Linked DNA regions of Homo sapiens: region 2 is linked to region 1. Evidence: chromatin loops called from intact Hi-C (ENCODE). Cell type or tissue: heart right ventricle. All regions are shown on one strand.

Evidence for each region. Peaks named below come from ENCODE experiments on the same cell type or tissue, not always from the same donor. Only the 100,000 strongest peaks of a DNase experiment are listed, where the experiment ranks them.
Region 2: a loop joins it to region 1, with 4 times the contacts of the local background. A loop is called at or near these places in 45 of 110 quality-filtered maps.

What each region holds. Positions count from the first base shown.
Region 1 is chr16:3,998,267-4,000,766 of GRCh38, reverse strand. All of the region lies in intron 3 of ADCY9 (adenylate cyclase 9), which reads left to right. Among named protein-coding and RNA genes, the nearest start is that of TRIDDENT, 49 kb to the right of the region's middle. RefSeq lists a silencer at 1-39. In heart right ventricle, no CTCF peak of the experiment used is centred here; DNase peaks (open chromatin) are centred at 1,186 and 1,596; H3K27ac peaks cover 1,681 bases.
Region 2 is chr16:4,121,466-4,123,965 of GRCh38, reverse strand. No RefSeq gene overlaps it. Among named protein-coding and RNA genes, the nearest start is that of ADCY9, 6.3 kb to the right of the region's middle. In heart right ventricle, no CTCF peak of the experiment used is centred here; no DNase peak of the experiment used is centred here.

The sequences.
Region 1 (2,500 bases):
ATCACCAGCCTGGTTATTGAGCCCAGTGGTCCTTTAGGGCTAAGGGATTGAGTGAGAGGTCCAGGGACTTTTCGACTCCGCCCCGTGTGGCTCTGAGATTGTGTGTGTGAGTTTTACACGTGTGTGTTCATGTGGTGACTTGTCTAGTATTCTCAGGCCATCTGCTGTCTGTTCTTACTGCTTTGGGGATGTAAGAAAATTTCTTTTTCTGTGATAATTACTGCTTATCTTTTCTTCTAATATTCTGCTTCTATTTTTCTCTAATGTTGCATTAGCAGAAATACTCTATTTTGTACTTATGCCCGTACCTAACCTGTTAGCTTAAACAGCAATGCCAGGGACATAGAGTTAGCCCCATGGCTCTGCCGCACTGACAGGCTGCCCCGTTCACCTGGAGATCGTTGGGGCCAGGAGCTCTGCTGCCTGGGCTCACCGCCTCTTTACGCGGTTCCGACCGTACCGTGTGGCTCTGGGCCAGTGCTTGCTCTGTCTCAGTGTCCTCATCTGTAAAATGGAACCGATCATAGTACCTGCATCGTGGTTGCTTACGAGGGTTAAGCAGATACAAGGAGTTTCAAAGAACACCTCAGGAAATTGTGTTTGTGGTTATTGTGGTTGCAATATCATGACTATTCCTGCTCACCATGTTAACATCATTTTGAGTTTGGGAGCAAAGGATGCTTCTGATAACACGACATCTTGCAAAACAGTCGTGTTGAGAAGACGAAGCAGGCAAAGCCAGGGCTCTTCTACTGGTGTATCCTCCTCATTTCTGAGAAAAGAGGTTTCCCCACTCCCTCCCTTGACAGTTTTGAAAAGGGACAGCTGTTGGCTTAGAAATGATTTATCTTGTGATGAGAAATAACCTTGAAGAAAAAACGATTTTATAGCTTTGTGCCATATATTTTGACCGGAATGTAGGGTGCACGTCCTGAAATGTGTTAAAAACAAATGCAAATGTGCCCAAGTGTGTTAGAGAAATGGCTACACTCTTCCCTCCAAAGCCCACGTCCACATGGGGGAAGGAGCAAAGATAATCCGGAAAAATGCAGAGTTTGCTCTTGGGCGTTCTCCAGGGAATCTCAGGTTACCCAGGCAACAGCCAGCAAACTCCCTGGCCCGCCAGGCGTGCTGCTGGGAGGACCTTAGAAGTCTTGAGACTTCCCTTGATGCCGGAGGGCCCAGGGTGCTGCTTGGAAGAACCAGGAGGACAGGCATAGCTGCTCAGGTCACTCTAGGGAAACAAGGCCCAGGAGAGCAAGGTGCCAGGATTATTCCTGGGTCCTCCTTGTGCCAGGAAAGGGGGCCAGAGCCATATGACGGTGGTCCGGGTCCCAGGGCCCTGGAGTCTGTGGCCGTCTGCGGAATGATCATTGCTGCCTCACAGTGTGGCTGCAAAGGACGAGATCATACAGTCGAGACTGCAGATATTGCGTGGATGGGGGCCCGACTTGTTCACGGGTAGGATCTTGGCCCATAGACATTCCTAAGTCATAGTAGCTACTGTCATTATGACACTGCTTTTTCTCTAATGTGCCTGCCCGTGTGGCTCCCTGTGAGCCAGCTGCTAGGGTTGTCTCCCAAGGCAGTGAGGTGCTTCCATGCCTGCAGCTTCCTGGAGTCAGAAATACTCTTCCCAGGGAGGGCTTCTCAGCAGGGGTGGAGATGCCTGCAGCTGTGCAGGGGGAGACGCTGTTTAGCCGGCTGGGAAACATTTCACAGAGGCATCTGTACTTGGCAAAAAACATGTTGTGAAATGTCTTAATCCAGATTAAAATTAAGCTAATGAATCGCTCAAGGAAAATTGCCATGGGGGTTGGGGGGTAGGAGGTCAGGGGAGGGAAACAAACCCACCCACCATTGCATGGTGGGACCCTCCTGGTACAGAAGGGGCCTCTAACTACAGCTCAGAAGGGGATGTTGAGATGTGAGAATCTCTCCATTGGGTAGATGGATTTCTCTTTTTTTCTTTTCTTTTCTTTTCTTTTCTTTTCTTTTCTTTTCTTTTCTTTTCTTTCTTTCTTTCTTTTCTTTTTTTTTTTTTTTTTTTTTTTTTTTGAGACAGAGTTTTGCTCTTTTGCCCGGGCTGGAGTGCAGTGGCACCATCTCGGCTCACTGGAACCTCCACCTCCCGGGTTCAAGAGATTCCCCTGCCTCAGCCTCCCTAGTAGCTGAAACTACAGGTGTGCACCACCACGCCAGGCTAATTTTTTGTATTTTAGTAGAGACGGGCTTTCACCATCTTGGCCAGGATGGTCTCAATCTCCTGACCTTGTGATCCACCCATGTTGGCCTCCCAAAGTGCTGGGATTACAGGCATGAGCCACTGCGCCTGGCTTCTTTTTTCTTTTTTAAAGAGACAAGGTCTTGCTCTATGACCCAGTCTGCAGTACAGTGGCATGACCATAGCTCATGGCAGCCTCTCCCTCCTGGGCTCAAGCGACCCTCCCACTTCAGCCTCCTGAGTAGCTGGGACTACAAGCACACACCACTGTGCCCA
Region 2 (2,500 bases), 120 kb before region 1:
AGGGTTGGCAGCACGCCAATAGGATTGAAACTATCCCTACGGATGGTTTGCTGAGCGAAGGTTTTGATACTGAAGGCTGAGACTTCCAGCCTTCTGCCCCTCTCAGCTGAGTGGCAGCAAGCCTGAAGGGTCTTCTCTGGAAAACCTGACTAATTAATCCAAGGAAAAATACCAGCAGATGGTGACACGGGGGTGGGATCCCCGACAAAATGACCTGGCCTGATTATTCTAAACAACACGTGATTACGAGAATCACCCTGGGAGATTTACATGCCTGTCTGCGCCCCTTCCCCATCCCCAGATGGTTGCATCTAGGTGTCATCCTCATTCTCCACACTCTGTTTGAAACCTGCTTTTTCTTGCCGGAGCTTCTCCCTGTAGCTCTCTGTAGTTCTGAAGTTGCGCTGCGCTGTGTCTTGGTGTGGGTCTGTTTCCAGTCATCGTGTTGGCCACTTGCTGGTCCTTTTCAATCACATTCTTCATTTAGGAAAACGTTTCTTGAATGGTTGCTCAGCAGTTTCTCCCTTCTGTGTTCTCTCTTCTTTCTGAAACCCTTTATTATTTGGATGCTGGGTTTCTTGGGCTGTTCTTCTCATTTTCTTGTAGAGACAAGAAAATTCCATTACTCCCTTTTTTTTTTTTTTTGAGCCAGAGTCTTGCTCTGTTGCCCAGGCTGGAGTGCAGTAGTGCAATCTCAGTTCATTGCAATCTCCGCCTCCCGGGCTCAAGTGATTCTCCTGCCTCAGCCTCCCTAGTAGCTGAGATTACGGGTGCCGACCACCACGCCTGGCTAATTTTTATCTTTTTAGTAGAGATGGGGTTTCTCCATGTTGGCCAGGCTGCTCTCAGACTCTTGACTTGAGATGATCCACCCGCCTCGGCCTCCCAAAGTGCTGGGATTACAGGCGTGAGCCACTGTGCCTGGCCCCATCTCTCTTATTTCGCTTTCTCATGGTTCTAGAGGCCAGAAGTGTGAAATCAAAGTGTCCGTGGAGCCACGCTTCTTTTGAAGGTTCTAGGGCAGGATCCTGCCTTGCCTCTGTCAGCCTCTGGAGTCTCCCAGGACCGCTTGGGGTTCCGTGGCTGGTGGCTGCATCACTCTTATCTCTGCCTCTGTCTTTATATGTCTTCTGTCTTGTCTTATCTGTCTTCTCCTCCCCTGCATGTCTCTGTGTCTTTTCCTCTTCTTTTTCTTTTTTTAACTTTAATTTTTTTTTTTTTTTTTGAGACGGAGTCTCACTCTGTTCCCCAGGCTGGAGTGCAGTGGCGGGATCTCAGCTCACTGCAATCACCACTTCCCGGGTTCACACCATTCTCCTGCCTCAGCCTCTTAAGTAGCTGGGACTACAGGCGCCTGCCACCATGCTCTGCTAATTTTTTTGTATTTTTAGTAGAGATGGGTTTCACCGTGTTAGCCAGGATGGTCTCGATCTCCTGACCTCGTGATCCAGCCGCCCTGGCCTCCTAAAGTGCCGGGATTACAGGCGTGAGCCACCGCGCTGGCCTTAACTTTAATTTTTTATTTTGAGACAGGGTGCCCAGGCTGGAATACAGTGGCGGAATCACAACTCACTGCAGCCTTGAACTCCTGGGGTTAAGCGATCTTCCCACCTGGACCTTCTCAGTAGCTAGGACCACAGGTGCGTGCCACCACACCTAGCTAATTTTTAAAAAACATTTTTGGGCTGGGTGCAGTGGCTCATACCTGTAATTCCAGCACTCTGGGAGGCCAAGGCAGGTGGATTGCTTTAATCCAGGAGTTTGAGACCAGCCTAGGTGACATGGCAAAACGCCATCTCTCTAAAAATACAAAAATTAGCCAGGCATGGTGGTGCCTGCCTGTGGTCCCAGCTGCTCAGGAGGCTGAGGTGGAGGGATCACTTGAGCCTGGGAGGAGGACGTTGCCGTGAGCCAAGATCACGCCACTGCGCTCCAGCCTGGGCAACAGAGCAAGGCCTCATCTCAAATTAAAAAAAAAAAAAAGCGCAGGGCTCACTCTGTTGTCTGGGTTGGTCTCCAACTCTTGGGCTCAAGTGATCCTCCTGTCTTGGCCTCCCAAAGCCTTGGGGTTATAGGCATGAGCCACTGTGCCCGGTTCCTCTTCTTAAAATGATGCCAGTCATCAGATTTAGGCCATCGTGGTCCAGTACAACTGTTTCTTAACTAATTATGTGTGCAAAAGCCCATTTCCAAATAAGGCCACATTCTGAGGATCCTGGTGGACCTGAATTTTGAGGGGACTCCGTTCAACCCACTTCACAGCTCCTGCAGAGTTTTTCCTACACCCAATCCTGGGCTCCTCACCATTATTCCACACAGATGGGATGGAAGCTCCAGCAGGAGCTGTGCCAGGTGACAAAGCTGAGTGACAGACACCATGCTTTACTTCGAATCTCCCATCTGCTCTTTCAACCAAGCTCATCTTGTTGGGGCCACCAATCGGCACCTCCTTGCCTTAAAATGTGATTGCCAGCTGGGTGCTCACACCTGTAATCCCAGC